Regions from separate parts of the Homo sapiens genome. Here regions 1 and 3 are each linked to region 2. Evidence: chromatin contacts called from ENCODE Hi-C or POLR2A ChIA-PET data. All regions are on one chromosome and are shown on one strand. Each heading gives the region's core, a stretch centred on a gene start or an enhancer-like site at or near the end of the contact. The rest is flanking DNA. Distances are from core to core; before and after follow the strand shown. Region 1 overlaps PPP1R36 (protein phosphatase 1 regulatory subunit 36). Region 2 holds the start of SPTB (spectrin beta, erythrocytic). Region 3 holds the start of MTHFD1 (methylenetetrahydrofolate dehydrogenase, cyclohydrolase and formyltetrahydrofolate synthetase 1).

The links. Hi-C counts contacts between places; a loop is a spot of excess contacts on that map. ChIA-PET counts read pairs that join two places held with the same protein, here RNA polymerase II (POLR2A). Pooled maps may share reads with other maps.
Region 1: a map with no recorded cell type shows a loop between it and region 2 (2.2-fold over the local background). The contact joins the enhancer-like site here to the promoter of SPTB in region 2. A Hi-C loop is called at or near these places in 1 of 37 single-sample maps with no recorded cell type. POLR2A ChIA-PET finds 5 or more read pairs at or near these places in 3 of 52 experiments (BJ, WTC11 and activated T-cell).
Region 3: a loop to region 2 is called in a pooled map, with 4 times the contacts of the local background. The contact joins the promoter of MTHFD1 here to the promoter of SPTB in region 2. A Hi-C loop is called at or near these places in 5 of 50 pooled maps. POLR2A ChIA-PET finds 5 or more read pairs at or near these places in 2 of 52 experiments (PC-3 and activated CD4-positive, alpha-beta T cell).

The regions. Positions count from the first base shown.
Region 1 is chr14:64,567,992-64,571,280 of GRCh38, forward strand. It overlaps PPP1R36 (protein phosphatase 1 regulatory subunit 36), which reads left to right. Exons shown (of 12, transcript NM_172365.3): 7 at 358-456. Among named protein-coding and RNA genes, the nearest start is that of PPP1R36, 20 kb to the left of the region's middle. Within about 2 kb of position 1,265, at least 16 of the 41 ENCODE cell types and tissues checked have a DNase peak (open chromatin) inside an H3K27ac peak, as active enhancers do.
Region 2 is chr14:64,877,791-64,881,180 of GRCh38, forward strand. It overlaps SPTB (spectrin beta, erythrocytic), which reads right to left and starts at 2,117. Exons shown (of 36, transcript NM_001355436.2): 1 at 2,002-2,117. LOC105370534 (a long non-coding RNA gene) reads right to left here. Exons shown (of 3, transcript XR_943942.3): 3 at 3,091-3,390. RefSeq lists silencers at 2,228-2,397, 2,448-2,587, 2,658-2,737.
Region 3 is chr14:64,386,408-64,389,997 of GRCh38, forward strand. It overlaps MTHFD1 (methylenetetrahydrofolate dehydrogenase, cyclohydrolase and formyltetrahydrofolate synthetase 1), which reads left to right and starts at 1,946. Exons shown (of 28, transcript NM_005956.4): 1 at 1,946-2,061. The coding sequence starts at 2,021. RefSeq lists enhancers at 1,009-1,108, 1,129-1,188, 1,709-1,798.

The DNA.
Region 1 (3,289 bases), core at 15-2,514, 310 kb before region 2:
GGATGGTGACAGAGGTAGGAGGAGAGAATTTTTACTTGATACATTTCTCTACATTTTTTAAACAATGGAAATATATTGTATAATAACTTTTTAAAAATTAAAATTAATTAGTAAGCACAACTATAAGAATTTAGTGTTTGACCTCTCCAAAAGTTTTACTTACAAAAACCAGATTTCTTAAATTTTTAAATATATAGTAGATATAATTTTAAGTGGTAAATTAGTTCTTTGATAGGCATGATAACATAGTTTTCTACTTATTCTTGTGTTGTGTGCTCATATATTTTTTATGAGAAATCTTACATTTGAAATAGGTTAGCATTGACTCTTTTTTTGTTGTTTCAAATCTCCCCATAGGAATAAGAATCTTGATAATTTCCTCATGGCATTATTGTACTACTTATCCCATTACTTGGAAAAAAACTCACTGGAAAAGAAACCCAAAAGCTATATGGTGTAAGTAAGATTTTATAGTGTGCTTTAGAGTTTTATCACTGCCAGTATTAAAAGTAACTTTTGTCTAGGATAAAGAGATGATGGAAATTTTTAAATCTTTGAGATGTACTAAGACATTTTACATGGGAAGAGTGTGTCAGTTTTTAAAGCTCACTGGATAATTTATATGTGTAGTCCAGCAACAAAATATTCCAACTGATACAGACTAGCATTGCACAGTAATGAGATAATGAAAGCCATGTATGTAATTTTAAATTTCTGGTAAACATATCTTAAAAATGTAATAAGATACATGTGAAATTAATTTTAATAGTGTCTTTTATTTAACCCAGTGATGCAAAAAATATTATCATGCAACAGTAGTTGATATATCAAGTTATTAATGAGATGTGTTACTTTTTTGTAGTAAGTCTGGTGTCTATTTTATACCTATAATATATCTCAATTCATACTAGACACATTCTCAGTAGCCACATGTGGCTAGTGGCAACCATCTTGAAGGTGCAGATATAGTTGTTGTTTGTGTGCTTTTTATGCTTACAAAGTTCTTGCTAAAGGGCTTGTAAGCATCCAATTAAAAAAAATCTAAGAATTAAAAAAATTAATATATTTGGCCAAAGTGGCATTCCACATCACAGGAAAAAAAATTCAAGGTTTCTTAGGCTACTTATAAAGAATTTAAATGCTTTAGCTTTAGGCAGAAGTGGCGCAGAGGTGTACACCAGGGCAAGAATCTGGGAACTCAGAATACAGAGCAGAACAATGCCTCTCAGCCTTGGTGACCTTTTGCAAGCCATGGAACTTTCCACACGCCAGGCTGCCCTCCCCAGTACGTGTGGAACCAACCCAATGATTTAGCTGTTAGGAATGCTGGGTAGAGTAATTAAGTTGTTGCTGCAGGATGTTTTCAAAATGCAAAACCCTGTATACAATCAAGCAGTTGGAAAAACATCTTATGGATAGAATAAATGTATCTGGATAGTTTTGTAAAGAACCAAATAAATAATTTAAAAACTCTTGTTCCTGTAAAGCCATCATAATATACAATATCAGTGTTATTTTGGGACTGTATTTCACAACAGGGCAGCCAGAGCATGAAATGTTTCTATGGTAGCAAGCAAAAGGGTTTAAAGCCAGCTGTGGACTTAGAAGGTTTGAAGATTCTTACTATTTCCAAATGAAACGTAATTAGACATTTTTGGCACTTTGGCTTATTACATTTTTTTATCGTATTTCCTCTTCTGAGGCTTATTGCTAATCTGGCAAAAAGATTTGTTTAATTTCTTTTTTCTTTTCTTTTTTTTTTTTTGAGTTGGAGTCTGGCTCTGTCACCCAGGCTGGGGTGCAGTGGTGCAATCTCGGCTCACTGCAACGTCCACCGCTCAGGTTCAAGTGATTTTCCCACCTCAGCCTCCTGAGTAGCTGGGATTACAGGAGCCCACAACCACGCCCAGCTAATTTTTATATTTTTAGTAGAGATGGGGTTTCACCATGTTGGCCAATCTGGTCTCGAACTCCTGACCTCAGGTGATCTGCCTGCCCCAACCTCCCAAAGTGCTAGGATTACAGGTGTGAGTAACCGTGCCTGGCCTACTTTCTTAATTGATAAGAATAGATAATAAGACAGGTTTTCTAGTTGAAGATGCACTAAACATACTAGAACACAGTGGTATAAGGTAGACTGTTCCTTAGAAGGAATCAGTTACTCAGATTGACAAAAACAAACCAATTGAAGCCTTAAAAGTATGGATTTTGGCCGGGCACGGTGGCTCATGCCTGTAATCCCAACACTTTGGGAGGCCAAGGCGAGTGGATCACGAGGTCAGGAGTTCGAGACCAGCCTGACCAACATGGTGAAACCCCATCTCTACTAAAAATACAAAAATTAGCCAGGCGTGGTGGCACACTCCTGTAATCCCAGCTCCTCAGGAGGCTGAGGCAAGAGAATCACTTGAACCTGGGAGGCAGAGGTTGCAGTGAGCCGAGATGGCACCATTGCACTCCAGCCTGGGCGACAGAGCGAGACTCCGCCTTAAAAAAAAAAAGTATGGAGTTTATGGTGTGATTCTAAAAATAAAAATTACAACTTTTTATTTTCAGGCTTCCTGTGGTCAGTTGGTTTACTTACTATAATAGAATTAAATATTGATTGCATTGAGGTATCTGCACAGAAGAAAAAAACTGATTTCAAATACCAAGATAGAGCATAGGGATAGTAATAGCATTTAATTCACAGAGTTATTATACAGAAGTAGATGAGACAGTGTATCTTAACCCAGTGCATGGCACTTGGGAGGAAAGCCTACAGCCGTGAGAGGAAAGCAGAAAAGGGTGAAGATGGATGGCAACGGTACACTTAATTGATGTCAGGTGATTAAAAGCCCTACTTCCAAAAGAAGAAGCCTTATCCCTATTTTACAGATGAAGAAATTAAGGCTCACAGAGGTTAAATAGTTTGTTGGGGATTACGTACCATACCTAGGAGATGACATTACAGTTCCTAGGTGGAACTGATATTAGAACCCAGGTCTGTTTAACTCCAAGGCTTGTGCCTTAATCACTGTACAACATGCCCAGCACTTCCCACCAATCAACTGCACTGTTTTCCAGAGTTTATCTGTCCGTAATTAGAATTTTTAGCTTCTGAACAATTATGTATGTACTGTTTGTTTGTTTGTTTGTTTGTTTGTTTGTTTGAAACGGAGTCTTGCTCCATCAACCAAGCTGGAGTGCAGTGGCACAATCTCGGCTCACTGTAACCTCTGCCTCCCGGGTTCAAGTGATTCTCCTGCCTCAGCCTCCTGAGTAGCTGACACTACAGGCATGTGCTACC
Region 2 (3,390 bases), core at 867-3,366:
TGCCTAAAATACTCATTTTTATTTTGCCAAATGTGATCCCAGGTAGGAGTCTTGCTCCTGTCATACCTTCACCCCCAAAACTAGTCATCTAGCAGGCGTTCTGCTATAGGACACCTTCAGAACACTTGGAAGAAGCATTGATCAGAGCCAAAGGTGGTATCCCAACTCTCTTCTGGGCAAGCCGCTCAGGAGAACTTGATACGCCTGTGCTACAAGGCCCATCCTGGATGCCTGGGAGTCCTTGGGTGCTTACAATTCCATGAGTGGACTCTGAGTCTTCCCAGAACTCAAGATCAATAGGACTGGCTCATCCCCATCATTGCCACTGGGGCACTGATAAAGCTAAGAGCAACAGCTAAGGGGTCTGAAAGCCACATTTTCATGAGCGTTTATGTCTTTCAATGGTGCTTTACTCTAGAGTTTTTGATAAAATTCTTTATAAATGACCCACCTCTGGAGTTAGTGGGTTTCAAGGCTGGTGGGCTCTTCTTCAATGTAAGTTTAACATTCCCTTTCCTGGCTAGCCTGCAAGCCTCCAGGCAAGCACAGGCCTAGCTGTGTCAGGTGCTGGACATTCAGCATACATTAACAATCATTTTGCACTTAGAAAAAAAAAGGTGTTTTCAATTGCATTTTGGAACCTGGGACTCAGAGCAAAAGAATAAAAGCTGAATCCTAAAATAAGAAATGACCTGCCTTGGGTTATAGTGGGGGAAGGGGTGGGCGAAGAGGGAATTCTAGAATAAAATTCAGAGCCATCTGTGAAGCTAAGGATAGGACAGTGGACAGTTGAGCTGTGCCTAAAAATCTTTGATTTGCAGACTCCTCTCATTAGGGAGCCGCCTGAATCTCTTCCCTTAGAAACTAAAATACGGATCGTGACTACCTCCAGGCAGGGGTTTTGCATGACTGCCTCCTACCTGGAGGTGACAGCCTAGTCTCTCCCCACAGAAATTCTCAGTACAAAAAGGCTGTCACTATATCCCCCCACCCCACCCCCCAATCTGATGCATCTAAAATTTAGATGTACAAAAAACAGTGGCTTCTTTTCATTTTCCTTACTCCTGGCTGGCGCCTCTAATTGCTCACTGAAAACAGTGGTTTGGATATTAATAGGCTGTAACTCAAGGCCCTACCTGAAGCTCGTTGTCAGGGAAACAGCACTCCAGCCCCGCAGCTGCTTCCCCAGCCTGGGAAGTACGGATGAGTTGGTGGGAGTTGGGGATTGTTTTACAGCTTCTGTTATTTCTCCCACTTTCTGCTATTTCTCAAGACCAAGTTAGAGGAAGAGGGGAAACTGGAGAGGAGGGTGAGGGTAGAGTAGCCCGGAGAAGCTTAGAGGAAGAGAGGAACTCTTTGGGAGAGGAAGACTAGGGGTCCTTGAAGTATGGCTTGGGGCACTAGGATCTTTCCTCCCTCGGTCTACACGGGGTCACTCTCTGGGTGGCTCCCAGCACCCGGAGGCCCGGCCCCCTCTGCTGCCCTCACCTGTCCCTCCTGCCTGGGCGCTGGGTGGCCCGAGGAGAGCGCAGCCAAGTTCCCCAGAAGAGGGATATGAGCGGCCACAAGGCTGAGAAGCCGGACAAAAAAAGGCAGAGAGCAGCGCTGCGGTCGGACGGGCTAGAGGCGCAATCCCCTTCGCTCCCAGGCCGGGGTCCTGGAGAAGGCGGACGAGAACACGCACCCCCGTCACCCTCTCCCTGCGCCCCGGGGTGACGGACTCTCCGGGATCCCGCTCTCCAAAGCTAGCACCAAGTGCCTCGGACGCCCGCGCGCGTTCCCGCGTCCCGGGATGATCTTTGCCGCAGCTGCCGGGCTTCCCGGGCCCCGCACCCCTCCCACCCCACGCCCGACAACCGGGGCTGGACTCCCACCCGGTCCTCTGGGCCCTGCGCGTCAGGCGCCCCCTGGGCCCAGCGCTCCTTTGAGCTGGCGCCGCGCGTCCCAGCCTTGCGCACCCGCACCCAGCTCCCTTGGCCGCCGGGCCCTCCTGGGACTCACCTGCCCTGGGACTGAAGCGGGGGCCACCCCGAGCCCGGGGGTGGCGGCGGCGGCGGCGCAGGGGGAGGAGGGCAGCGCGGGGCTCCTGGCACAGCGGCCGCCGGGCGCCTGGTGCTGCCGAGCCGCGGACCCGCCCAGAGATATAAATAACATTATCTGAGGAGGGACATTCCTGCCGGGGGACATCGCTGCTGCCGGGACCAGATAGTCCCGCGGCGGGGGCGGGGAGGCGGGGCCGCAGCCTCCCGCAGCGCCAAGCCCAGCCCCCGCCTTCCCCACCCACTCACGCACCTGCCAATCAGCCTCCGCGCCTGGGGGCACCTGCCGGGCCTCAGCCCGGCTCCTGGAACCCGCCTCTGCCTCCCCGCCCGCCGCTGAGCCTGGGGCGCCTCCATCGTCGTTCATTGCCCCTAACCCCGCGCCACCCCGAGCCCCCTGAGGCGGGAAGGGGGTTGGACTCTAGCTCGGGCCTAATTCGTGCGCCCGGAGAGGCAAGCCTGGTGGCGAAAATGAGCCCTCCAGCCTTTCCCGCCCTGCATCCCCACTGCACACAGTTCAGTTTTTAAAATATATGAAAAGACATTTAGGCCATAGGGTGGGCGCGGCGGGTACCCGGGAGGTGAACCCCCGCCGTGGCGGGTTTGGGAGGGACAGATTGTTCCCGGGGGCTGGTGCATTAGAAAGCGCGCTCCCGGGCGGGCTTCTCTCGGCTGGCGGTGGGAGGGCAGGGGGCGGGCACTGGGCCCGAGGGCCCCACCCCCAGCCCGAGCTCAGTGTCGCTGTTTCTGCCCGAAAACCTAGTGTAATCAGGACGAACCAGGCAAAGCTGGCGGCGCGCAGCCTGCAGTCCCAAGGAGCTCGCACATTGTAGGGACTGTAATCAACAGGCAGGCTGCCACACCTGCCCACTGGCACCTCCTGGCCGGCCCGGGTCTCCGGGCGAGTGGGGGTGCCTCACTACAAGCCTGGATGAGGCGCGGCGCAGCAGGCCAGAGGAAATACTAGAACCGATGGTGCCAAAAAGGCATCTCCGAGTTGCCCCCGGAGAGAAACTCAATAGAACACCGGCAGCTTGCAAGGCAGTACATTTTCTTGACTTTCTAACGATCAAGGTCATTGTTCAGTAAGGTTTACGTGTACGCCTTGAGGTAGCTTTCATCTCTTTTCTCCACCTGCGGTGCCTGGGATGATTTCTCACCAGCTATCAACGCAGGTAATCTCAGGTATTATGGAAATGGCCGTGGAGATTAAAAGCGCATAGATGCAGAAGAAGTTTTAACTTTTACTGATGCTGCCTGGTGTTCTTAACAAGGGAACAGTCTTACTCCTGAGTTATTTGCTTGGGATTATAATTGTGCTGTTTTCCAGAATTCACCCAGGAAAGGGGTG
Region 3 (3,590 bases), core at 696-3,195, 490 kb before region 2:
CACTTGTGCAAACTTTAAGAATAGTAACTTTAAGGCCACGCACGGTGGCTCATGCCCATTATCCCAGCATTTTGGGAGGCCAAGGGAGACTAATCCCTTGAGATCTAGACCAGTCTGGTCAACATAGTGAAACCCCAACTCTACCAAAAATAGAAAAATTAGCCGGCGTGGTGGCATGCACCTGTGGTCCAAGCTACTCGGGGGGCTGAGGTGGGAGGATCATTTGAACCCGGGAGGCAGAGGCTACAAAGAGCGGAGATCATGCCACTGCACTCCACCCTGAGCGACATAGCGAGACTCCGTCTCAAAAACAAAAAAACATATATTAGAAATAATTACCAGAAATAGAAAATCACAAGAGATTATCTAATCCCGTATATGGGGCTACTATAAATAACCTCAGAATTTAGAAATAAGAAAAAAATATTAAAAGCCCCAAAATTAATAAAAAATCAGTTTTAGGCCAGGTGCGGTGGCTCACGCCTGTAATCCCAGCACTCTGGGAGGCCGAGGCGGGTGGATCACGAGGTCAGGAGTTCAAGACCAGCCTAGCCAAGATGGTGAAACCCCGTCTCTACTAAAAATACAAAAATTAGCCGGGCGTGGTGGCGGGCTAATTAGGTGGTGCCTGTAATCCCAGCTACTCGGGAGGCTGAGGCAGAGAACTGCTTGAACCCGGGAAGCGGAGGTTGCAGTGAGCCAAAATCGTGCCACTGCACTCCAGCCTGGGCGACAGAATGAGACTCCGTCTCAAACAAACAAACAAAAAAAGTTTTAGATGAGCTCTGCCAGTAGTAAACGGCTTGTAAAAGAAACCCGGTATCTGGTCAAGTCCTAAGTGACCTGAACCACGCATCTTCAGGACTCTACTGGGATGACTGTAACCTGAACGCGGTTCCTAGAGCAGAGCAAGCATATTCCTTGGACTCAGTAACACAAGGGGCCAGTCCTCTCCAGCATCCCAGCTGCCACCGCCCTGTCAGGCTCCCCAGGCAATTGTCCATCTTACTCCTTCTCCAGCGTGGACGCTTAAGGGGAGGGAGCATCCCTCCTCGAGGGTCAACTGGCATGTAGCTTACGAAGACCGCGTGAGTTCTCCAACCCCAGACTTGCTGCGGGGCGGGGACGTGGGGGTGACAAAATCCAGACTACGACCCTCCATGAGCCCTGGCAACCCCGGGGTGACCCCAACACCGATGAGGCCACGCGCGCTCCAGCTCTGACACTCCTTCCAGATCGGCGGGGCCTGAAACAGCGGGCTAAGCTTCACCTACGGCTGAGCGTCAGATTCAGCTGAGGAGATTCTAAAAGCGCTATGCTGGGCCCAGACCCAGGCCCTCCAGAGCAGAACGCGGAGGGGCCCGACCCCAGTCTGGTGGCGTAGGTGTGTGACAAAGTATGAGGGCGCGCCAAGCTCTCCAGTTCCACATCTGCTGTCGAGTCCAGCGCCTGCCACGCTCCCGTGCGGGGACCCGCCCAAAACTCCCTGGAAGCCAGGCGATTCAGACCCCGCCACCGCGTCCCCAGAGACTGGGCGGAAACCGGAGACTCGCCTCCCGAACCCGCGAAACTATCTCCCGCGAGACTGCCCCGCCCCAACCCCGCCCCGCAACTCTACTCCCTGATTGGCTGGAATTACGGCCGGATTCCGGAGTCCTTTCCAGCTCCCTCTTCGGCCGGGTTTCCCGCCGAATACAAAGGCGCACTGTGAACTGGCTCTTTCTTTCCGCCAATCATTTCCGCCAGCCATTCATCACCGATTTTCTTCATCTTCCCCTCCCTCTTCCGTCCCGCAGTCCCCGACCTGTTAGCTCTCGGTTAGTTAAGGGACTCGGGTCCTTCCGAACTGCGCATGCGCCACCGCGTCTGCAGGGGGAGAAGCGGGCAGGGGCGCAGGCGCAGTAGTGTGATCCCCTGGCCAGTCCCTAAGCACGTGGGTTGGGTTGTCCTGCTTGGCTGCGGAGGGAGTGGAACCTCGATATTGGTGGTGTCCATCGTGGGCAGCGGACTAATAAAGGCCATGGCGCCAGCAGAAATCCTGAACGGGAAGGAGATCTCCGCGTAAGCACCTGACATTGTTGTTGAGTGTGGGGCTGTGGACGAGGGCTCTGAGGGTGTGCAGGTCCCCCGGACCCATTTTTTGCGGGAGGGACACTTGTAGCGGAAGAGTTAGGCCCATAACACCTGAAGACCTGCAGCCAAAGAAAGAGAACCCGGGCACAACCTGCGTTTGCAAGTGGACTGCCTAGTGGCTGTAGCCGCTGGCTCCTGTGCTTCGGGGAAAAGTCCTGTGCCGACTATGCTCCCAAACGCGCAGCTGCTGGTGACTTTCTGCCGGGAGAGTGGGTAGTTGCGGCTTCCTGGAGCCCCCCTAGTCAGAACTCAGAAATCCAATCTACTTAATTCCCGTTAATTTGGAGGTGAGTAGATGGAGACTAGTGAGGTGACAAGGCTTGACAAGACTACAAGGCTGATAATGACAGAGGGTCCTTCCAGCTCATAGCTTTTCCCACTATACCATAGTCTTATCATACGCTAAGTGAAATCTAATACATTTTTCCTTTCTCTTCAATCTCGTGCTTCTCTCTAACAGCCATCTCTCTGCCCTGGTCCTAGAGTTACTTGAAACGTAATTTGGCTCCTGAGTCCTGAGAATATTCTGCATTCCACTTGACCTCTGCCTGTTCTACCCTTGCGGGACATCTGAATGCTTAATTAGTGGGTATCGTTGCCAGCTTTACTCCCAGGAAGTAACACTGGCTGCTTTTTGTCTGGGAGGTGACTGGTGAGGAAAAATGAGAGTAGAAGGAAGAGGGAAAAATATATTCCCTCTAGTAGATGAAGGAGGGAAAGATATATTCTGTGTGACCTTACTGAGTTTGCTCTTGGGACCTTTCACATCACCCGTTATGTAAGTAACTGTTGCCAGCCACAGCAGTTACTAAATTGTAATTGTCCTGTAACTCCTAACTTTGTAATAGGTTTTTGAGTGAATTACAAAGTCATCGGTGGTGAAAAGTCCGGGCCCAGTGGCTCATGCCTGTAATCCCAGCACTTTGGGAGGCCGAGGTGGGTGGATCACCTGAGGTCTGGAGTTCAAGACCAGCCTATCCAAAATGGTGAAACCCCATCTCTACTAAAAATACAAAAAATTAGCCGAGTGTGGTGGCAGGCATCTGTAATCCCAGCTACTTGGGAGGCTGAGGCAGGAGAATCACTTGAACCTGGGGGGCAGAGGTTGCAGTGAGCTGAGATGCGCCATTGCACTCCAGCCTGGGCAACAAGAGCGAAACTCCGTCTAAGAAAAAAAAAAAAAGAAATCACAATACTTACTGCTTAGTGCTTTTCAACATGTGGCTTGCTAAACTGTATTTCTGCTTTACTTTCTGTTTTTGTTTGCTTGTATTCAAACTTACTTCCTTTTCCAGTGGCTTTTTGTTTTAATATAAAAATCTTCCTTTTAGAAAGACTGATTGTGAAGAGATAATTTAGTGCATAATAATAGTGCAGATAATTTAGTACAATAATAATGCATCTGGGCCAGTACTGAGAATAGGTGCTCACTGAATATACTTTCGTTAATTGGAGAG